2 separate regions of the Homo sapiens genome follow, and region 1 is linked to region 2. A link is a loop called in an ENCODE intact Hi-C map of the cell type or tissue named here. Cell type or tissue: mammary epithelial cell. All regions are shown on one strand. Links, peaks and the distances in the headings refer to the core of each region. The heading gives the core; the rest is flanking DNA. Region 1 overlaps ZNF556 (zinc finger protein 556). Region 2 overlaps GNA11 (G protein subunit alpha 11).

Region 1 (17,136 bases), core at 7,671-10,170, 220 kb before region 2:
GGCGGGCACCTGTAGTCCCAGCTGCTCAGGAGGCTGAGGCAGGAGAACGGCGTGAACCCGGGAGGCGGAGCTTGCAGTGAGCCGAGATGGCACCACTGCACTCCAGCCTGGGTGACAGAGCGAGACTCCATCTCCAAAAAAAGAAAATTCATGGCAGGAGAAGAATCTCATGACGTTTATAAATATGGTATTGCCTTTATCAGGACCACATCCTAAAAGTGGGCCTCTAGCAAATGAATTTGCAGTTCTCTTGCAGGTAAAGTTGAGGGGAGAATCCTGTAAGTCCTCTCTCACCTATAGTACTGAAATTTTGATACATAATGGTTTTTTCTTATAAATTACTAATGTTTCTCTTTTCATTTAGAAGTGTATTGCACCCATGGGTGATCTGATGTATTTTAATATGCATTAACTTTAATTTTTATATATTTTTTTTGTTACTCCGTGTGAGGCCATTAGACCAATGAAATATGGGTGTTTGTTGACATTTTCTGACTGGCCCTGTGTGTTCCAAGCTGGATATTACTACCATGTTACTTTTATTCCACCTTTCCATTTTACAGGGAAAAACTATTTTTAATGTTAATACTTTCTACTTATACAGGCAAGTAATTCAGTGGCTTTATGCTATTGGTCAGAGAATCCTTCTTCATTTTGCTTGTGGACTAATAGGTAGTTGGTAGAAATACGTATGCATGCAAATTCTTGGAGGAGTGTAGTCTCGTGGGAACTATTTTTTTCATCTGTTGCTGTTTGCTCTTTGACCTGGCTTCTGGGTTGGAATTGGAAAATAGGTTTTTTTGGGTTTTTTTTCTTTTTCTTTTTTGAGACAGAGTCCTGTTATGTTGCCCAAGCTGGAGTGCAACGGCACGATCTCGGCTCACTGCAACTTCCGCCTCCCGGTTTCAAGCGATTCTCCTGCCTCAGCCTCCCAAGTAGCTGGGACTATAGGCATGCACCACCATGTCCAGCTAATTTTTGTATTTTTAGTAGAGACGGGGTTTCACCATGTTGGCCAGGGTGGTCTCAAACTCCTGAAATCTGCCCGCCTTGGCCTCCCAAAGTGCTGGGATTACAGGTGTGAGCCACTATGCCTGGCCATATTATCATTATCTTAATACCTCATTGTCTCAGTATTTCTTGTGCTTCTGTGTTCCTGCTTCCATGACAGATACAATGGTACAACCATAAAAACACAGGGGATTGCGGCTGGGCGCGGTGACTCACGCCTGTAATCCCAGCACTTTGGGAGGCTGAGGTGGGCGGATCACGAGGTCAGGAAATCGAGACCATCCTGGCTATCATGGTGAAACCCCGTCTCTACTAAAAATACAAAAAATTAGCCAGGTGTGGTGGCGGGCGCCTGTAGTCCCAGCTACTCGGGAGGCTGAGGCAGGAGGATGGCGTGAACCTGGGAGGCGAAGCTTGCAGTGAGCTGGAATCGTGCCACTGTACTCCAGCCTGGGCGAAAGAGCGAGACTCTGTCTCAAAAATAAATAAATAAAGAATAATTTTTTAAAAAAGCACAGGGGATTGTTTCCCTACTGCATCTACTGTGACCTAGTATTCTTCGTGAGATAAATCTTACCTTTCATGAGAAAATGAAAGACAATACTGGCTTATCAGGTAAACTCTGGAAATTTCCTGTCACATAGAGCTGAATACAATCTCTCAGTATGTGTTCAGTTATTATGTTTGATTATGTATTATTAAAACAAAAGTTTCTGTTTCTGAGAAATATCTATTTACTGTGTTTGTGTTTTTAAAGAAGTTGGATTCTATACAAATGGATAAAATGTTTCTTAGAAATAGCCTATTTAACTGAGTTTTTCAAATAAGTTGTATACTAACAAATGTCAATCTCTGTTTTTTATTTACTGGGAGAATGTATTAAAATATTGAAAATTGCCAAATCAACATGGTGACTTTAAAAATGATACTTCTGGGCCAGGCACAGTGGCTCACGCCTGTAATCCCAGCACTTTGGGGAGGCCAAGGCGGGCAGATCATGAGGTCAAGAGATCGAGACCATCCTGGCTAACACGGTGAAACCCCATCTCTACTAAAAATACAAAATATTAGTGGGGTGTGCTGGTAGGTGCCTGTAGTCCCAGCTACTCGGGAGGCTGAGGAAGGAGAATGGCTTGAACCTGGGAGGCGGAGCTTGCCAAGATTGCGACACTGCACTCCAGCCTGGGTGACAGAGCGAGACTCCGTCTCAAAAAAAAGAATTATACTTCTGAATTAATATTACCAGATGCATTCAGATTTAGACATTTTCTTTCTAGTACATTTGTTTCCTATACTGTTATAATTTTGTCTAAGAAATTCTTTTTTTTTTTTTTGAGACAGATTCTCGCTCTGTTACCCAGGCTGGAGTGCAGTGCCGTGATCTTGGCTCACTGCAACCCCCCCGCCAAGGTTCAAGTGATTCTCCTACCTCAGCCTCCTGAAGAGCTGGGATTACAGGCACCCGCCACCACACCCGGCTAATTTTTGTATTTTTAGTAGAGACGGGGTTTCACTATGCTGGCCAGGCTGGTCTCGATCTCCTGACCTTGTGATCTGCCCACCTCGGCCTCCCAAAGTGCTGGGGTTACAGGCGTGAGCCACCGCGCCCAGCCTAATAAATTCTTGTTTATTCATAATGACAAAAACTTACGTAACGGTTTTATAAATTTAAGTATTAAATAAGTCTAGCAAAAGACATAAAAAGATAACTAATAAAACAAGTTTAAACTTTATTGGAGCCCAGTAGCAATGGCTCACGCCTGTAATCCCAGGACCCACCGAGGCGGGTGGATCACCTGATGTGAGGAGTTCGAGACCACGCTGGCCAACATGGTGAACATGGTGAAACCTTGTCTCTACTAAAAATACAAAAAATTGGCCAGGCGTGGTGGCAGGCGCCTGTAATCCCAGCTACTTGGGAGGCTGAGGCAGGAGAATCGCTTGAACCCGGGAGGCAGAGGTTGCAGTGAGCCAAGATTGCGCCACTGCACTCCAGCCTGGGCGACAAGAGTAAGACTCCATCTCAAAAAAAAAAAAATTTTTTTTTTGGATAATATCAAGGCAGAATAAAGTATAGTATCAAACTTGACAAGGTAGATAATAGGGAATGCAGAATAAAGGATCGGGCTTCAGTAAGTGACAATCTCATCATGAATTCATTTATAGTTCCACCATGTAATATGTCTTAAATACTATTTCTTTTTTTTTAATACTATTTCAAGAACTGCTCATGAGTTAGGAAATAGTGAGCAGTAATACAGAAATAACGGCAGGACCAGGGGCAGTGGCTCACACTTGTAATTCCAAAGCTTCGGGAGGCTGAGGCAGGAGGATCACTTGAGCACAGGAGTTCAAGGCCAGTCTGGGCACATAGTGAGACACAGTCTCTATAAAAAGAAATTTTTAAAAGTATCTAGGCATGGTGATGTGCACTTGTAGAGCCAGCTACTCAGGAGGCTGAGGGTGGAGGATGGCTTGAGACCAAGAGGTCCAGGCTGCAATGAGTTATCTTGCCACTGTACTCCAGCCAGGGTGACAGAATGAGACCGTGTGTCAAATTAAAAAGAAAAAAAGAAACAATAATTATTTCCCTGGCCGGGCGCGGTGGCTCACGCCTGTAATCCCAGCACTTTGGGAGGCTGAGGCGGGTGGATCACGAGGTCAGGAGATCAAGACCATCCTGGCTAACCCGGTGAAACCCTGTCTCTAGTAAAAAATACAAAAAATTAGCTGGGCGTGGTGGCAGGTGCCTGTAGTCCCAGCTACTCGGGAGGCTGAGGCAGGAGAATGGCGTGAACCCAGGAGGCGGAACTTGCAGTGAGCAGAGATCGAACCACTACACTCCAGCCTGGGCGACTGAGTGGGACTCTGTCTCAAAAAAAAAAAGAGACAAAAGGTATATTTATGGTTCAGCCTCATTTCTGCAAATATTAAAAATTTTAGGGCATGATGTATACATTTTATATATATATATATATAGTGTGTGTGTGTGTGTGTGTGTGTGTGTGTGTGTGAATGTGTGTGACGGAGTTTTGCTCTGTTGCCAGGCTGGAGTGCAGTGGTGCGATCTCAGCTCACTGCAACCTCCACCTCCCAGGTTCAAGCGATTCTCCTGCCTCACCCTCCCAAGTGGCTGGGAATACAGGCGTGCCCCGCCACGCCCAGCTAATTTTTTGTATTTTTAGTACAGGTGGGGTTTCACCTTGTTGGCCAGGATGGTCTCGATCTCTTCACCTCGTGATCTGCCCGCCTTGGCCTCCCGCAGAGCTGGGATTACAGGCGTGAGCCACCGCACCAGGCCCATGTCATATGTTTTTATGAGTTTGGACATTGGCATCTGGGACCAGGTACTTCATCTGGATTTGAACCACAATGTGGGTGTTTGTTTTTAATACCTTTGTGAAATAATTTTAAATTGCCTTATATATTTGGCATTGTCACTTTGCTGCCCCTACACACTGATGGAAAAATTGTGTTCTGCAGAAAACTAGAGTTCCTCACAGGGTGAGGAAGAGTTATGGTCATCTGCACAGTTGTAGCCCGTTGCGAGTGTTTTCCCATGTGCACAGTGATATCTAGGCAAGTGTGCCATGATTTCCTGGTGAGGATAAAATCTATGGACGGTGAGAGAACTAGTCAAGGAATAACTGAAGTGAGCTGCAGACAGGATTATCATTTTGAGTAACATCCCAATGTATTTGTCATCCTTTAATTAATTTTTATTTTTTTAATTAAAAAATAATTTTTAAGTGTAAACCTTTAATGATCCACAAAGCCCAAAATGTCCATTTGATTTTCATAGGTATCGTTTCCATATGCTTAGACTTCCAGCAGCTATTAGAAGAGAAAAATATGTAACAGCTTTGTGTTTAATTAAAGGCAAATGAAATCCAGTCTGTGTCCATTTTCAATGTTAATAGTCTTGATAGCGGGCCGGGCGCAGTGGCTCACGCCTGTAATCCCAGCACTTTGGGAGGCTGAGGTGGGCAGATCACCGGAGGTCGGGAGTTCGAGACCAGCCTGACCAACATGGAGAAACGCTGTCTCTACTAAAAATACAAAAATTAGCTGGGCATGGTGGTGCGTGCCTGTAATCCCAGCTACTTGGGAGGTTGAGGCAGGAGAATTGCTTGAACCCGGGAGGCGGAGGTTGCAGCGAGCCGAGATGGCGTCACTGCACTCCAGCCTGGGCAACAAAAGCGAAACTCCACCTCAAAAAAAAAATAGTCTTGATAGCACTGCAAAGACTTCGTGTCATTTCACAATCACAGTTAGCTTATTTGATCACTCCTTCCCTACATTCCTCTCATTGTACAAATTGGTACCAGATGGAAAGTGCTGACTGTGAGATGTCCAGGTTCTTGACGCATTGAACAAAGAATTGAACAAAACACACAAAGCAATGACAGCGCAGATTTATTTAAATGAAAGTACACTCCACGGAGCGGGAGCCGGCCCTAGCGGGCAGCTCAAGAGCCCTGATTGCAATGTTCTTTAGGGTTTTTATAAGGCTACAAGAATTTTGTAACACCCCTAGGTGCCCTTTAGAGAACTCCAATTGGTTACCCCCTATGAAGGATTCGCCTGCAACCAATCAGAGGCTGAAGTGAAGACTTGGCCATGGCCAATCAGAGGCTGAGGTGGAGACTTGGCCCTGTCAAATCAGAGTCTGAAGTGGAGACTTCTATCTTGTTATCACAGCAGTGAGGATGTGGCCTGTTTCTGCCTAATCTTGCCTAGAAGTGGCTGCACCTGCTGTTCCTTTGCTTATGCCTTAACTGGTTATCCTAATTCCCTATTCTCCTGCCTCAAAATGACAAGTTAATCACAAGCAGCAGACTCATGGTTAACCTTACATATCCCAAAATAGTAATGGAATGTCTCCATAGTGAAAGCCTGATGTGTCTTACCACCTGTATTGGGCACTGTTCGAATTTTTATATTTCAAGACAAGTCATCTTCTTCTGGATAAAAAATAAAATTACACAGTTTGCCAAGTATGGCATTAGGTGTTTTGTTGTTGTTGTTGTTTGTTTGTTTTGAGATGGAGTTTTGCTCTTGTTGCCCAGGCTGGGGTGCAATGGCGTGATCTCAGCTCACTGCAACCTCCAACTCCCAGGTTCAAGTGATTCTCCTGCCTCAGCCTCCCAAGTAGCTGGGGTTACAGGCGCATGCCACCACACCCAGCTAATTTTGTATTTTTAGTACAGACAGGGTTTCACCATGTAGGCCAGGCTGGTCTCGAACTCCTGACCTCAGGTGATCCACCCACCTCGGCCTCCGAAAATGTTGGGATTACAGGCGTGAGCCACCGTGCCCGGCCAGCGTTAGTTTTTAACCAGAGTATTCAAAAGCATCCATTTATATGACATTCTGGATAGAGCAAGAGTATAGGAATTTAGAACCAGATGAGGCATTAAGGGTCACAGGACAGTTTGTCTCCAAAAGGGCAGAAGGAGGCTTTTAGGGGTGACAGAGTGTTTTGTATCTTGATTATGGTGGTACAAGTATGCATTTGTGAAAACCCAGCTCCATTTAAATTGTAAAGTTTACTAATTTTAAATAACGGAAAACAAAATAAGCAAAGTCTCATTGATGAACTAAGAAAAAATTAAAACTCATCCAATCTTTGATGTTTAGTTTGCAACAATAGTAGTTTCCACTTCTCAAAGACTCGTGACCCATCAAGACTTTTTTGGAACCCATTATAAAGTTAGGAAGCACTTGCCAGGGTCATAGCTGCCCTCACCGCAGCCACTTAACCTGAGGGAAGCCACAGGGCACCAGCAATGCCCCTCTAAGTTCACACCAAGTTCCTGGGGTCAGAACTCTGAGAATGCTGTGGTTTGGAACCTAAAAGGAATTCTACAGAGTTCCAAAGGGGATCCTTGGGTGGAGGGAAGGAGTGTCTTATCCTTGGGCATTTGAATCACGTCTTCCAAGGTTCTATCCTGAGGCCATTTGCAGCTCAGTTCTAGCTCCCTGACATATCAGGGTCAAACCCAGTTTTGTTTTTGTTTTGAGACGGAGTTTTGCTCTTGTTGCCCAGGCTGGAGTGAAATGGCGCGATCTCAGCTCACTGCAACCTCCGCCTCCCGGATTCAAGCGATTCTCCTGCCTCAGCCTCCCGGGTAGCTGGGATTACAGGCATGCACGACCCTGCCCGGCTAATTCTGTATTTTTAGTAGAGACTGGGTTTCTCCATGTTGGTCAGGCTGGTCTCGAACTCCTGACCTCAGGTGATTCGCCCGCCTGGGCCTGCAAGTTGAACCTGCATATCTTTGGAGATCTGGAACACACGCTAAGTTCAGAACCAGAACCGGAAGTGCTGAGGAGCTTTCCTTCTAGTCCCGCCCCTCACGCTGTCGCTTACGCTTCCAGTTAGCAACTTGGTCGTGGAAAACACCTGCCTGTGGCCAAGAGACGTGAAGTTAGAGCTTCAGAAGCGTCCAGGCCGGGCACAGTGGCTCACGCCTGTAATCCCACCACTTTGGGAGGACAAGGCGGGCGGATCACTTGAGGTCAGGACTTAGAGGCCAGCCTGGCCAACATGGCGAATTCCTGTCTCTGCTAAAAGTACAAAAATTAGCCGGGCGTGGTGACGCATGCCTGTAGTCCCATGTACTCGGGAGGCTAATGCAGGAGAATCGCTTGAACCCGGGAGGCGGAGCTTGCAGTGAGCCGAGATCGCGCCACTGCACTCCAGCCTGGGCGACAGAGCAAGACTCCATCTCAAAAAAAAAAAAAAAATATATATATATATATATATATATGAATAAAGTAATCTCACATTTGAATGAAGAATCATGAATCCTAATGGGACAATAGGGTGCCCAACTGTTCATATATTTATAAAGGAGTGGGACTTATTCCAGGAACTTAAATGTTTCCATATTGGAAAATCCAAATACGTTCATATAATTCACCAAGGAGATGAGAAATATCCTCAGGGAGGTAAGGGTGTATTTGTACATAAGTAAATTTCTATTTCTGTTTAGAAATACTTGTTTAGATCGCTTCTCGGCCTTTTGGGTAAGATCAAGCGTAAAAATACTTGTTTAGGAAAATAATTCCTTAAAGTGATTAAAAATACAACTATCTCAAAATTAGAGCCAAATTCAAAGACTTCATACATTAGTAGGGTCACCTGGTGTGGATGGAAGGACATGTCACATAATGCCAGTGTTCTGACTTTCTATGGCTGCATAATGCCGCCCCCAAAATTATTTATTTATTTTTTATTTTTTGAGACGGAGGTTTGCTCTTATTGTCCAGGCTGGAGTGCAATGGTGCGATCTCGGCTCACCGCAACCTCTGCCTCCCGGGTTCAAGCGATTCTCCCGCCTCAGCCTCCCGAGTAGCTGGGATTAGAGATATGTGCCACCACGCCTGGCTAATTTTGTATTTTTAGGAGAGACGCGGTTTCTCCAGGTTGGTCAGGCTGGTCTCAAACTCCTGACCTCAGGTGATCCGCCCTTCTCGGTCTCCCAAAGTGCTGGGATTACAGGTGTGAGCCACCGCGCCTGCCCCCGCCCCCCTAAAATTTAGATCACAACAACCACATTTATTTTGCTGAGGAACCTGATATTTATCCAGGACTGGGCAGAGGCAGCTCATCTTTGCCATTCTCCAGTTCCACACGGGCACAAATTGGGGTGGTTTTTTCGCATTCGTTTTTATAGGGCCTTTCACGATGTCTTTTTATCTCGGGAACCATGGGGAACTTTACGGCAAGTAACAATGTTCACACATAAAACAGGACGGTGTCATTTTTCTCTTTTTGTGCACACAAGTGTCAATTTTTACTGCACCATCAGTAAGTCTAGATTTAATCCAATATGAAAGAAAGTCAAACCCATCACAAAAGAGCAAGGTTATTCTGGCTTGAGCTCTAAAATGCACAAGTCATTGTCCTCTGCAGTCTTGTAAATAGCCTGACATCAGTTGTTTTAAGGTTTTAAGTAGTCTGCGTTTTCATTAGTTATCACTAGATGGTAGCAGAGAGCATCGGTCAGAATTAATAAAAGAGGGTTAAACCAGCTCAAGCAAGCGAAGCCAATGGCTGTAGTATTTAGGAAGCTGCTCAGACCAAGGCTATGGCTGAAGCAGCCCACCCATTCTACACACACGTGGGGCCCAGGAACCTTTGTAAAGTCCTCTACTGTTGGACCTTGTGTCTTGCCAAGTGGCTGTCAGTGTAGGCTGGCATTTAGTGCTGCGTGGCCTTATTGATGGTTACAACCATTTTTTCTGCTTTGGTACCACCCGCCATCTACCGGAACTCTTCAGTACATCTCCACGTGGATCTGAGCTGAGCTTCTCCCGCTTTCTCTGAGAGCATTTCCAGCCAATATGTGTCTGCTTGGTCATGTCCTTGCCTCTGCCCCTTAGCCAGGAACTTTACACAAACATAAAATGTATCTATACCTCTACATCATGCCATAAATGAAAATTGTTTCCAGATTTATCACCGAAGATAAATGTGAAAACATAAGAGATCATGAATTGGAATAAGCAAACATTTCTGAAAACACAAAAACACCATAAAATAGAATGAACAGATATTAGAAGCTACAAAACAAAAGGCACCATAGCAGAGTGAAAAGAGAGTTTATAGAATGGAAGAAGAAACGTGCGATACACAGATCTGGCAAAGGGCTTGCATACAGAGTCTAAACGCTCCTATAAATTACTAAGAAGGCAGGCAGCACAATAGAGAAGTAAAATTACAGATTTGATTAATCATTCACAAAGGAAGCTTGTCCAAGTGGCTAATATTTAAATGATAATTCAGTTTTTTCTTAAGGGAAATGCAAATTAGAGCGAAAATGACATACTACTACTCCCTACCATACTGACTGAAAGCCCAAAACATCCAGGAAAATGCTATTGCTGAATATGTGCAACAGAAATGCTAAGTTGTGGCTGGCACAGTGGCTCACGCCTGTAGTCCCAGCATTTTGGGAGGCTGAGGCGGGAGGATCGCTTGCGCCCAGGAGTTCAAGACCAGCCTGGGCAACACAGTGAGACCACCCCCCCCATCTCTAAAAAGAAAAAATAAATAAAAATTAAAAAAATGCTAAGTTGCTACAACGTCTTTGGAAAACTGTGCCTTTTGCATGGCTCGGTATGTTTAGATACACAAATCCTTATTGTGGTGGAGCCCCTTCCTTCCGAGCTTTCCGGAAAACCAACGACACAACTCCCCAAACAGGAAGCACAACCCGCTTGCACCTGTGCACCATGCTCGGTTGGAGCTCCCAGCTGCCTCCAGGGCACAGCGGCTTTGGAGGAGGGGCCGCGTTGCATGCTGGGAGCAATCTGAGGGGCGGGACCCTAGCGTTTAAGGGCTGTCCTTTTTTGAACCACATTTCCAAAGCGCTCGGGTTCCCCGAGTGGTGCCCCAAGCAGTGGACGAGCAAGGTGCCCGAGAAGGAGGGGACCACAGACACCGCCTGGTGTCCACGGACTACCAGGAAGCCAGGGGGCGGTGGCCTCCGTGGGGAATGCGCATGTGCGGTCCCGAGCCTCAGGCTAGCGTTCGGGACTAGAGTGGGGCGTCGCCGCCGCATGTTGCACCTGTCGGCAGCGCGGCCTCTCCCGGATGTGACGTAGCGTGACGCCTGCAGGATTGATGCTGAAATGACGAGGTGGCAGCGCCGGTTCCTGTAGCTGAGGGGTGTGAGTTCGAGGTCTGATTGTCCTCGTTTTCTACTTCCGGTCACCTCACTGCCACATGGCAGGCCTCCAGGGGAATACGCTTAAGATGAGACACCTGCGCATCTCTCTTTTTTTTTTTTTTTTTTTTTGAGACGGAGTCTCGCTCTGTCACCCAGGCTGGAGTGCGGTGGCGCAATCTCGGCTCACTGCAAGCTCCGCCTCCTGGGTTCACGCCATTCTCCTGCCTCAGCCTCCCGAGTAGCTGGGACCACAGGCGCCCGCCACCACGCCCCGCTAATTTTTTGTATTTTTAGTAGAGACGGGGTTTCATCGTGTTAACCAGGATGGTCTCCATCTCCTGACCTTGTGATCTGCCTGCCTCGGCCTCCCAAAGTGCTGGGGTTACAGGCATGAGCCACCGCGCCTGGCCTCTTTTTTTTTTTTTCTTTTGAGACAGAGTTTCGCTCTGTCACCCAGGCTGGAGTGCCGTGGCCTCATCTTGGCTCCCTGCAACTTCCACCTCTCAGGTTCAAGCCATTCTCCTGCCTCAGCCTCCCGAGCAGCTGGGACTACAGACGCGCACCACCACGCCCAGCTAATTTTTGTATTTTTAGTAGAGACGGGGTTTCACCATGTTGGCCAGGCTGGTCTCGAACTCCTGACCTCAGGTGATCCACCCACCGCGGCCTGCCAAAGTGCTGGGATTACAGGCGCGAGCCAGCACACCCGGTCACACCTTTGCATCTCTAGGCAAGATTCGTAGTCAGAAGACACAAAACCAGACTTGGAATTCCTGATTTAGGGTTGAAATGGCCTCAAGCCTGGGAATACGTGCAGATACCTAAGGACTGGAATTCCGCCCAGGATGACCCTCAAAGGGAAGTTCACGTTTCAGACCTACGGTGTGTGCAGAGCTCAGGCCCCAGGAACTTGGGGACAGAGGTGCCTTCTCGCTTCTCTCTGAATCTGTGTCTGAGGTGAGAGAGGCATGGCCCTGGTGGCCTTTCTTAATTTCAGGTTGGGTTCCAAGAAAGCAATGACGGCTCGCGATTTCTTCTTTCTCACGCCATTCTCTGTTCGGTTGCCAAGGAAGTGGAAAAAAATTGGTTTTGCTTATCTAAAAAGGTTCAGGTGAGTTTATTTTTATTATTTATTTATATGTATTTATTTTTTGAGATGGAGCCTCGCTCTGTCGCCCAGGCTGGAGTGCAATGGTGCAACCTCTCTGCAACCTCCGCCTCGCGGGTTCAAGCGATTCTCCTGCTTCAGCCTCCTGAGTAGCTGGGATTACAGGCATTCGCAACCACGCCCAGTTAATTTTTGCATTTTTAGTAGAGACGGGTTTCACCGTGTTGACCAGGCTGGTCTTGAACTCCTGACCTCATGTGATCCACCTGTCTCCGCCTCCCAAAGTGCTGGGATGACAGGCGTGAGCCACCATACCTGGCCGACTTGCTGTTTAATTCAGCAAAAAGGTGTTGTATTTCTGCTTTGCTGTGACATGTATCGGAAAATTGAGCATATGGAAATAATGAGTGTGAAGAGCAGCATGTGCTCCTGTTTGGGCATTATGCCTCATTAGAAAAAAATCTGGCCTTTCCGGAGGTTGCAGTGAGCCGAGATTGTGCCACTGCACTCCAGCCTGGGTGACAGGGTGAGACTCAGTCTCAAAAACAAAACAAAACAAAAACTACCATCTCCTATAAAAGGGCATTAAAATTTTCCAAAATTTGGGATTTTGAACACCGTCCCAATTTAGTATCAAAGTATTTTTGAGAATGCCAAATATCCTTTGATACTAAATTGGGACGCTGTTCAAAATGACACAGTGTCTGCAGCTCACCTTCATTATTCCTAGACTCTCCCTTACCATCCACAGCTCTTCTTGCATCTACCGGATCACCAAGAACTTGCACAGCTATCATTCTGCTTGTAGGAAAGGGCACATGCTGGATTAAAACCGTGCAGATGACCACATCCTTTTACAAACCAGGGGCAACTCTGTGGCTTCCTAGGCTACAGATTCTCTCAGACTACACTAGCAGCAAATTGAGAAGGCCACCTCTTTAATACAATTTACAATTCATTCAAAAGGACTCTATAAACAGCCACACTTGATGGCCCGAATAACTGGTGAGACTCTGGTGACCTTTTCACTTCATAGGTACATATCATATTACCTAAAGCTTTTGAGCATTGCAAAAATAAAGATGGACCGGCCAGGCATGGTGGCTCACGCCTGTAATCCCAGCACTTTGGGAGGCCGTGGCAGGCAGATCACGAGGTCAGGAGATCGAGACCATCCTAGCTAACACGGTGAAACCCCATCTCTATTAAAAATACAAAAAATTAGCCGGGTGTGGTGGCGGGCACCTGTAATCCCAGCTACTCAAGAGGCTGAGCCAGGAGAATCACTTGAACCTGGGAGGCGGAGGTTGCAGTGAGCCACGATTGCGCCATTGTACTCCAGTCTGGGCAACAGAGCAAGACTTCATCTCAAAAAATCAATCAATAAATAAAGATGGACCATGAGAGTTTTATTTTGTAGGAAATTATTACTCTGTTAACTCCATGAATGCAGGACTGGGTATCACTCCACACTATTTACAAACACCCTGAGCAGTCCCTGTGATAGTGTTTACTTAACACATACTGAGTGATGGAAATATAAATTAATAAATACATCCTCATTCTCCAATGCCCCACCATCCATAGAAAAAATGCAAAATACGTCCCTCTGTTTTCCCGATTATCTCCCTTGTGGATTATTTTCTTCCAAGACCCATTTTTTTTTTTTTTTCGGACGAAATCTTGGTCTGTCGCCAGGCTGGAGTGCAGTGGCAGGATCTCGGCTGACGGCAACCTCCACTTCCCGGGTTCAAGTGATTCTCCTGCCTCAGCCTCCCCAGTAGCTGGGATTACAGGTGCCTGCCACCAGGCCCGGCTAATTTTTGTATTTTTAGTAGAGACGGGGTTTCACCATGTTGGCCAGGCTGATCTCGATCTCTTGACCTCATGAACCGCCCACCTCAGTCCCCCAAAGTGCTGGGATTACAGGCGTGAGCCACCGCGCCTGGTCCCCAAGACCCGTATTTTTTATATCAAGTCTCTACTTGTTACATTAAAATCTTTACTTTTTAAAAAAAATCTCTTTTCCCAGAAAAATACACGCCCTCGAACTGCGAGGACTTATTCTATATTGAGAGCCTGCTGTGTCTTGATTACTTTTCAGCCTAATTTTTTGTTTTGAGCTTACAATGCCTGGTATATAAGAGAGGCTCAAAAAGTAGGATCAGGTTAAAATCATGGTCTTTGGGCTAGAAGGAATTTTTCTTTTCTTTTCTTTTCTTTTTCTTTTTCTTTTTTCTTTTCTTTTTTTTTTTTTTTTGAGACAGAGTCTTTCTCTGTTGCCCAGGCTGGAGTGCAGTAGCACAAACTCGGCTCACTCCCGGGCTCAAGTGACTTTCCTGCCTCAGCCTCCCAAGTAGCTGGAACTACAGGCACATGCCACTGCACATGGCTAATTTTTGTATTTTTTATAGAGATGGGGTTTCTCCATGTTACCCAGGCTGGACTTGAGCTGCTGAGCTCAAGTGATCCGCCCACCTCAGCCTCCCAAAGTGCTGGGATTACAGGCGTGAGCTACTATACCCAGCCTACGAAGACTTGTTCTGAATCCTGATCCTACCTTATAACTTGCTAGCTTTGTAATCTGTAAGTCTGTTACCCACAAAAGGAGACAATAAATGTATCTACATTATAGTTTTGGAAGATTAAGTGAATTTATATATGTTCATTGAATTATAGGAAACAAAACCATACCAGATATATGGTAAGCAATATTCAACTCTTTACATGGAAGGAAAAATCAGCCCTTGAGAACTGGGACCTGGCCTGGCATTCGTCCCACGCCACATGATTCTGTTGAACAGCAATGATTTTACACCACCCCGACATCAGATGGGGCCACGGGGTGAGAATGAGCAAAGCAAAAACAAGAGTGCAGGGAAGTTCTCCAGGTGGCCTGAGACTGACCCAATCTTCCCCACTCTTGACTGTAGCTCTCAAGAATAACTAGAATGTACTGGGAATGCAGCCGGGCACGGCGGCTGATGCCTGTAATCCCAGCACTTTGGGAGGCCAAGGTGGGCGGATCACCTGAGGTCAGGAGTTCGAGACCAGCCTGGCCAACATAGTGAAACCACGTCTCTACTGAAAATACAGAATTGGCCGGGCGTGGTGGCTCACGCCTGTACTCCCAGCACTTTGGGAGGCCGAGGCGGGCGGATCACGAGGTCAGGAGATCGAGACCATCCTGGCTAACACAGTGAAACCCCGTCTCTACTAAAAATACAAAAAATTAGCCGGGCATGGTGGCGGGCGCCTGTAGTCCCAGCTACTCAGGAGGCTGAGGCAGGAAAATGGCATGAACCTGGGAGGCGGAGCTTGCAGTGAGCCGAGATTGCGCCACTGCACTCCAGCCTGGGCGACAGAGCCAGACTCCATCTCAAAAAAAAAAAAAAAAAGAAAGAATGTACTGGGAATGCAACATTCCGAGATAAGCGGGGAGCTGGCTAGAACACTCAGGTTCTGCTCTAGTCCCCGCAAGAACAGGATGTTCTGCTTTAGCCCAGCATGTTCTCTTGCCCCTGAGGTATATCACCTGGGGCAGGCTGCCTTTTGGGGTCCCTAATATGGAGTGCAAGTGAGGCTCCATCTGCTCCATTTGAGACTCCATCTGCTCCAGGCAGCTGTCTGAGCCTTGGAGGAGCAGCTCACAATGAATTGTAGGCTTCTGTTGTCCCTTGCTGCCTATCTGTAAGTAATAAACCCATGAAATTCCATGTAACTCAACGAGTTCCATGTAACTTGTTGTATGTGGGTGTTCTCTCTCACCAGAGTCAGATAAGTTGCTAACCAGTGCACACTGAACCTGCTTCACAAAGAGTACTGTGTAATCATGTCATTACACGGAATAAAAAATTATGCAAACAGGCCAGGCGCTGTGGCTCACGCCTGTAATCCCAGCACTTTGGGAGGCCGAAGCAGGTGGATCACGAGGTCAGGAGTTCGAGACCAGCCTGACCAACATGGTGAAACCCCGTCTCTACTAAAAATACAAAAATTAGCTGGGCGTGGTGGCAGCCGCCTGTAATCCCAGCTACTCGGGAGGCTGAGGCAGGAGAATCACTTGAACCCGGGAGGCGGAGGTTGCAGTGAGCTGAGATCAGGCCATTGCACTCCAGCCTGGGCGACAGAGTGAGACTCTGTCTCAAAAAAAAAAAAAAAAAAGAAGAAAGAATACCAAATTTTTTTTTTTTTTTGAGATGGAGTCTCACTCTGTCACCCAGGCTGGAGTGCAGTGGTGCGATCTCAGCTCACTGCAACCTCCGCCTCCCGGGTTCAAGCGATTCTCCTGCCTCAGCCTCCCGAGTAGATAGGATTACAGGCGCGCACCACCACACCCAGCTAATTTTGGTATTTTTAGTAGAGACGGGGTTTCACCGTGTTGGCCATGCTGGTCTCGAACTCCTGACCTCGTGATGTGCCCACCTCGGCCTCCCAAAGTGCTGGGATTACAGGCGTGAGCCACCACACCTGGCGCTCCCAGCCTTCTAACATGCAACTTCTGAGATTTCCATTCCTCATGCTGTGTGGTCACCTCATTGTGAAATAAGTCAACAGACCCTACTTTGTTCAACTGCAGTTGTGTTTCTCATGGGTTTGGGCTGGTGAGCATTGACATAATTAATGTGTGAGCTTTTCTTCTTCTGAATAAGTCATTTTAATGAGAAAAATGTTTAACATTATAAGAGTTTAAAAATTCACATAAAAATTCTGGAACATGCACTATAGCATCAGAACATATTTAAAAATATACAGTTATACACATGATTTGACAATCCATAATTGTACTGGAATATTTTAACATATCCCTTCTCAATACATGAAAGATAGTTAAAATTTTAAGTTTACAGCAAATATAAAAACAGTTCTAGGATTGTTCTAAGAAATACCTACAGAACCTTGTGTTTGGCAAAAAAGTAGATTATTTTTGCAAACATAAAAATTATGATAACACAAGTTTATCATTTAGAAACTGCATTCAGCTCTGAATGACAGAAGACTCCTATAATCTGTTTCGTATATCTACAAAGTGCATACTTCTCATATGTATTGTCCAGAAACAAAAAGTACAGGGTAAATGCAACCACCCAACACTACAATCAGGAAACAATTTCCTGATGCCATAATTGTAACTTTCAGGGTACAGTCAAGAACATGAGGACAGGCCGGGCACGGGGGCTCGCGCCTGTAATCCCAGCACTTGGGGAGGCTGAGGCGGGTGGATTACCTGAGATCGGGAGTTTGAGACCAGCCAGACCAACATGGAGAAACCCCGTCTATACTAAAAATACAAAATTAGCCGGGCATGGTGGCGGGTGCCTGTAGTCCCAGCTACTC
Region 2 (6,760 bases), core at 2,055-4,554:
AAGGCTCTGTCCTGGCAGGTGCCCTGCAGTGGCCTGAGACCGGGAGATGAGGGCCGGCAAGGGGCTGTGGACGAGTCCAGAGTGAGGCGGCATCTCGGAGGGGCTCACACATTGTCTCAGGAGGAGTGGGCTGGCATTTCTTTCCAGTGGGCAGCTGTTGAAGATTTTGGAGCCAAAAGAGCGTTCCAGCTCAGATGTCTTTCAGGTGGAGTGTGGCTGCAGGTGGGGCAGGCTGGGTCAGGGTGGAGCCATGTGGGCTGAGGCCCGAGTTGGGGCTGTGGCTTTGGGGCCACATGGCTGCCGGTCGGGTGGGAGCGAGTCTCTGCTGACCAGGGCCCTGGATGTTGAGCCCCAGCCGCGGGGTGTGAGGTCTCAGGCAGGACCCAGGCATTCAGACATTGGGTCCACTGTGTGTGGACCCCTGCGTCCCAGCTCCAAGACGCTGTGTGACGGGAGGCGGCAGCAGCTGAGTTGGCGCGGGGAGACAGGGCGATTTGAAAAGCAGGCTGGGACCAAAGCATCTTGAAAACCCAAATGTAGTCACGTTGCCTGGCTTGAGTGCTGTCCAGAGCCTCGCCCTTGGCCTCTGTACGGCAGGGCTTAACAGTGGCCAGCACCTCAGGGCCACCAGAGGCCCGGGGCCACCTGGGCCTGGCTTGGCTTCCGGTGGCCCAGAACTCCTGCTGGGCTCCTGCCTCCCTCTGCAACCTCTCCTGGCTTTGGTGGGTTATGTGGGAGACACGAGTGGCTTCACCCAGCGGGAGTGGTGCACATGGGTTAACATGCCAGCCACCCAGCTGTGTACGGGCTGCATGTGTGTGTACATGTACATGCATGTGTGCGTGCACCATGCACGTGTGTGCTGATGTACATGCATGCATACATGTATGTGTGGGTGTGCACGTGTGCATTGTGTGCATATATGCACGTTAATGCATATGTATGTGTGCATGCCTGGGTGCATAGGTGTGAGCCACCTCCCTCCCCCATCAGTGTATCCATATTGCCTCTGCAGAGCTCCATGGGGGTCCTTGGCGAGCCAGGGCTGTGGTTGTCATTTTTGCCTTCCTTACAAAACGCAAAACAGGCCGGGCGCGGTGGCTCACGCCTGTAATCCCAGCGCTTTGGGAAGCTGAGGCAGGTAGATCACCTGAGGTGAGGAATTTGACACCAGCCTAACCAACATGGAGAAACACCATCTCTACTAAAAATACAAAATTAGCCAGGCGTGGTGGCGCATGCCTGTAGTCCTAGCTACTTGGGAGGCTGAGGCAGGAGAAACACTTGGGCCCGGGAGGCGGAGCTTGCAGTGAGCCAAGATTGCGCCACTGCACTCCAGCCTGGGCAACAGAGCAAGACTCCATCTGAAAAAACAAAACACAACCCCAAACAGTAGTACCGAGCCAGTTCTCATCTGGGCAGTGACCTGTGGCGTTTCAGACTCCTTCTCGGCCGTCTTGGTCTTCCCGGCATCCTCGCTGAGAGCTGAGGCTTGCTTTTCTGTTTCATAGTTGAGATGTTTATGGCCTGAGGGACCTTGTGTCTTGGGTGCAAAGTTACCAAGGGGCGGCGCCTTCTGACCCGAGTGCAGGGCCCTCCTCGCCTCCTGCCTGCAGCATGGGGCCTGTGCTGGGGTGCAGGCTTGCAGTGTGTGCTGGTCTCGTGTCAGGTGTGGCTTTCAGTGTGTGTGAGTGTTTGCTGTTTCCAGGTGAAACACCCTTCCAAACAAACACGGAGCAGCCATCTTTTGTAATAGCATTTTGTTAGACATAGAGTCTCATCTGGGGGCAGTCTTGACCCATGGGACACTGGCACTGTCTGGGGACATCTGTGGTGGTCACAATTCGGGGGGGTGCTCCTGAGATGGAGTGGGTGGGGGCCAGGGTTGCTGCTGAGCACCCCTCAGGGCCCAGGGTTCAGCACCGGTCAGTAGAGCTGAGGCCGAGGATCCCTGGCCTCAGATTGCATCCCCTCCATGCCACCGCCCTTCTCTTCAGGGCGCGGTGAGGGAAGGGCGTGTGGGGGTCCCTCTGGGGAGAAGGTGTTTTCACCTTCACACTCACCCTCACTCCTCCTGTCCTGGAACTTGGGTGGGTTTGACCTTTTGTGGATGAGGTGAGGGCTGAGAGGTGGATTACTACCTGAGACAATCAAAATCAATTTTCTTTCTTCTGAAAAGGACTCAGGGTGTTTGAGAAAAGTACTGGGGAGAGGCAGCTGCCACCGGGGCTCCCCACTCGGGATGTGTTGGGTGTTTTGCGAGACCCCCCACAGGGAGCTCAGGTGCTGTGGGCAGTTCCTGGGCTTTGTCGAGGGCCTCCCGAAGGCAGCACTGTGGCCACCGTGGGACACATGCAGCCTGTCTCATCTCTAGGAGCTGCCAGGTGAGGGGTCCTGCGACAGGCACCTGTGCAAAGATATCTACCATGGGCAGCAAGGAAGGTTCCAGAAAGTACCGGAGGGAGAGTTGTGTTGGGGCTTGGGGGCTTTCTAGAGCAGAGGCTGTGAGAGGAAGTGAGCTGGGTCCCAGCACCAGGCAGCCTTTAGGCAGCTGTGATTGGAACAGCACTGTGGGCAGAGGGCAACAGCGTAGGACGTGTGTGGAAGTGGGGAGGTGCCGGAAGATTCAGAGACACAGGGTGGTGAAGGCGAGCCTGGAGAAGTGGGCTGGGGGCATGCTGGGAGGGGGCGGTGACGCTTGAGTCTCTAGGGCACCGGGGGCCTGAGCAAGGTTAATACCTGAGTAGAGAGTTGAGGCAGTCTCTTTTTAGAAATTAGAAGTTAACTATTGCTGTGTAATGGGGTCACCCCAAAACTTCGCAACTTAAATTAACAAAACTTATTTCAGATAGTTTCTGAGGGTTGGGAATGTGGGAGCACTTTGTTGAGTGATCCTGGCTTGGGGTCTCTCAGAAGTTGTAGTCAGGATACCAGCCAAGCAGGGGCCACATCATTTGAAGGCTGGACTGGAGCTGGAGGAGCCACTCACAAGTTGGCTCCCTCTAGTGGCTGTTGGTGGGAGGCCTCAGTTCCTCACCACGTGGGCCTCTCCGTGAAGCTGCTTGAGGGTCCTCACAGCGTGGCGGCTGCCTACCCCAGAGCCCCTGACCCGAGACTGAGGGCAAGGAGGAAGGCCTGTGCCTTTTGTGAACTGGCCTTGGAGATGGCACACTGTCACTTCCATCACATTCTGTTTGCTAGAAGCAGGTCACTAAGTGTAGCCCATGCTCAAGGGGAGGGGAATTAGGTTCCAGTATGGAAGGGATGAGCATCAGAGATTTGTGGACACACTGGAAAACCCAGCATTGGCATCCCAGCGTGTGAGGGTGAAGAAAAGTGGGGAGACGGAGTCTCTGCCCAGGAGGTGACCAGGTGAGAGGCAGAGGCAGGAGAGGGGCTGGAGTGAGGACCCCCATGTCACCCAGAATGTGTGGGGGGCTCATCTGGAGGCTGGGGTGGAGCGACAGCTGGCCACATGGGCCCCCTTCCCGATAGTTTTTCCAGGCTGACTTGCTAATCCTTTTCATCCTCTGGGGCCCTGGGACCATCAGTGTGCCCATCTCTGAGATGGGGTGGTAGCGTACTCGTCTCTGGAAGCATTGTGGGTATTAGCAAGGTCGTGGCAGGCGTGGAGACGTAAAGGGGTTCAGGGATGTGCTCAGGGCCACCTGTGGCAGGCACAACGGTCCTGGCTGACCCCGCCACAGCACCAAGAGGGAGAGGGGAGAGCCTCGTGGGTGCTTGGTGCGCAGGGGGCAGTGTGGCCGTGGCCGCTGAGCAAAGCTCTGGGGAAGGGGGCGCCCAGCCCTTGGGGTGGTCTGTGCAGAGATGCCGTTGGGGTGAGTCCGTCTGTCAGGGCACCGCCGCCACGTCTGTGTGCTGTCCCTCTGGTGAGCATTGGTCATGAACTGGCGTGACCGTGGTGGAGCTGCACAGTCCCAGCTGCGGGGCCGGTGCCGTGCGACTTGATTTGGCCTGAGACCGTGTGGTCTTTGACGTAAATACCAACAATTGGCCCCCAGGAAAGTGTGTCCTTGCAGAACTTCTGGAAAAGGGGTGGTTCCAGTAAGACCCTGGCTTGGTGGAAGATGGGAAGGGCGCTTTGTAAACTCTTTCCGAGGAGTCAGGAGGCCGTGGCGTCTGGTGGAGAGACGGTCAGCCTCACGTGCCTTGGTTTCCTGTGCTGGGTGCTGCAGCACGGCAGGGTCTGGGTAAGAGGGGGCAGCAGCACGAGAGTCAGGCCCCGGCTGCCGCCCGCCCTCACGTGCCCCGTCCCCCAGGCACGGGCGAGAGCGGGAAGAGCACGTTCATCAAGCAGATGCGCATCATCCACGGCGCCGGCTACTCGGAGGAGGACAAGCGCGGCTTCACCAAGCTCGTCTACCAGAACATCTTCACCGCCATGCAGGCCATGATCCGGGCCATGGAGACGCTCAAGATCCTCTACAAGTACGAGCAGAACAAGGTGAGCCCGCGGGCGCCTGGGGAGGGGAGCGCCTGGGCAGCTGTGGGCTTGGTGGTGAGCATGGTGGCCGCGCTGCCAGGGTGGGGCCATGCCGGGGGTCCCGGCCGGCCCAGGCTACCCCTGGTCATCCATCCGTTCCTGTCATGGACATGGAAACAGCAACCGCTGACTTCCTGGGGGCCAACTGGAGAGTTGTGATGGGCATTGCGTGGCCAAGCCCCACAGCCTCCCTCCCAAGTAGCTGTGGGCGCCCACATCCTGTGGGTGGGGAAGCTGAGGCCCTGGGGAAGCTGAGGCCCTGTGAGGTGAGCCACTCGCCCAGGTCGCCTTGGGAGTAAGCAGCGTGAGCTCCTGGTTCCGGCCCCTTCCCCAGGCTGAGCAGCCTACCAGGCACCTCGTTTCGGCCCTGACACTCACCCATGGGGCTGTACTTCTCACCTTCTCACACTGTTTTTTTGTTTTGTTTTGTTTTGTTTTGTTTTGAAAACAGGGTCTCGCTCTGTCGCCCAGGCTGGAGTGCAGTGGAATGGTCAAGGCTCATCACAGCCTGGACCTTCTGGGCTCAGGTGATCCCACCACAGCCTCCCGGGTAGCTGGGACTGCAGGTGCATCACCACGCCTAGCTAATTTTTGTATTTTTTGTAGAGATGGAATTTCACCATGTTGCCCAGGCTGGTCTTGAACTCCTGGGCTCAAGCAGTCCTCCCGCTTTGGCCTCCCAAAGTGCTGGGATTACAGGTATGAGCCACCATGCCTGGCCTCCGCCCTGGTTTTTTTTCTTTTTTTTTTGATAAAGTAGAGGTCATTTGATGCCCTGTTTTTAAATCACAGCTTTATTGAGTTATAATTCACATTCTATGCACTTCACTTGCTTAAAGTGTATAATTTGGTGGTTTTCGATATGTTTGCATAGTCGTGCAGCCATCACCGCTGTCGGATTCCAGATTTCATTTTCTCAAAGGAAGCCCCTTCCCCATCGGCCGTCACTCCCACCCCCTCCTCCAGCCCCGGCACCCACACATCCCCTTCCTGCCTCTGTGGATCGGTCTGTCCTGAACATTTCATAGAAATGGGATTGCACGCCATGTGGCCTTTTGTGTCCGGCGTCTCTCACTGAGTGTGACGTCCTCAAGGTGCATCCACACAGTGGCCTGTGTCAGAGCCTCGTCCCTGTTCATGGCTGAGTCATGTTCCAGTGCATGGAGGGACCGCGTATTTGCCCATTTATCCCCTGGAGGACATTTGAGTGCCTTCATGTGTGGGCTGTTGGGAACGGAGCTGCCGTGACCGTCTGTGGACGTGTGTTTATGTGGATGATGTGTTCCCTTCCCTCAGTTGCATGCTACGCCTGGGAGCAGAATTGCTGGGTCCCAGGGTGACTCTGGCTTTGCCCTCTGAGAAGCGTCCAGAGAGTTTGCCCCAGTGGCCGCCCTATGGGGCAGGCCCAGCAGCCGTGCAGCCGTGGCTCCTGCCAGTGGCCTCCCTGGGGCCTTTCAGCTGAGGGGCCATTGATCCCGCTTTCGTAGCCCTGCTTTCAGGGGTAGGGCTCTTGCCCTTAGATCTTGGTTTGCCACTTGCCCTGTCTCCCGCTGTGATCTCTTCCAGCTGTGGCCCTCTCTGAGAGTCCATATTCATATTTGGGCTTAGATCTCCATCAGCTTCTGAAACACGCATCTGCAAACTGCAGACTGATTTTGTCGATAAAGTTTTATTGGCACATACCCATTTCTGCCATGTTGCCCATGGTGCTTCAGCAGCAGCAGCAGAGCCGAGTGCTGGAGACAGTCCGTGTGGTCGGGAAGGCTGGGTGTGCTCTCTGGCTCTCTGCAGAAGCAGATTGCTGCTGTCTAATCTGGAAGTTTCCAGGGAGTGGGATTTTTGGGGTTTGTGTCTCTTTTTCCAAGTCCCCCTAGGTGTGCTTATCCCAGCCCAGATTGAGAGGCTGGGGGCAGGGCAAGGGGAGGGCTGAAGTCGGAGTCCGGGGCAGGGAGCGTTGCTCAGAGGGGACAAGCAAGGGCTGAGTCTCCACTCTGGGGGGCCTGGGAGGGCCCCGTGGCTCCCAGAGCCCAGGGCAAGGCTCCCTTCTTTCCCATCTGGGTCCCACCCAGTATGTCCCCTCCCCAGTCCCTCAGCCAAACTGTGGCTGGTCATGTCGGCCTGTGCGCCCCGGGGACGGGGACACAGAGCATCAGGAGGGGAAAGGATGGCCCCCCCACAGTGTCTGCCCCAAAGGGTGTTCACATGTGTGTGCAAGCACGTGTCTGTGCGGTTGGCCTTCCTTTGTGACAGGGCAGC

What was found. Hi-C counts contacts between places; a loop is a spot of excess contacts. Peaks named below come from ENCODE experiments on the same cell type or tissue, not always from the same donor. Only the 100,000 strongest peaks of a DNase experiment are listed, where the experiment ranks them.
Region 1: it touches region 2 in a loop (3-fold over the local background); 5 of 110 quality-filtered maps call a loop at or near these places.

Annotation. Positions count from the first base shown.
Region 1 is chr19:2,878,542-2,895,677 of GRCh38, forward strand. It overlaps ZNF556 (zinc finger protein 556), which reads left to right. Exons shown (of 4, transcript NM_024967.3): 4 at 1-4,904. Among named protein-coding and RNA genes, the nearest start is that of ZNF57, 14 kb to the right of the region's middle. RefSeq lists a silencer at 9,044-9,221. In mammary epithelial cell, for the core only: a CTCF peak has its summit at 8,986 (motif pointing right); a DNase peak (open chromatin) is centred at 9,050; H3K4me3 peaks cover 207 bases.
Region 2 is chr19:3,105,869-3,112,628 of GRCh38, forward strand. GNA11 (G protein subunit alpha 11) reads left to right here. Exons shown (of 7, transcript NM_002067.5): 2 at 4,281-4,465. Among named protein-coding and RNA genes, the nearest start is that of GNA11, 15 kb to the left of the region's middle. RefSeq lists an enhancer at 2,007-2,508. In mammary epithelial cell, for the core only: a CTCF peak has its summit at 2,999 (motif pointing left); no DNase peak of the experiment used is centred there.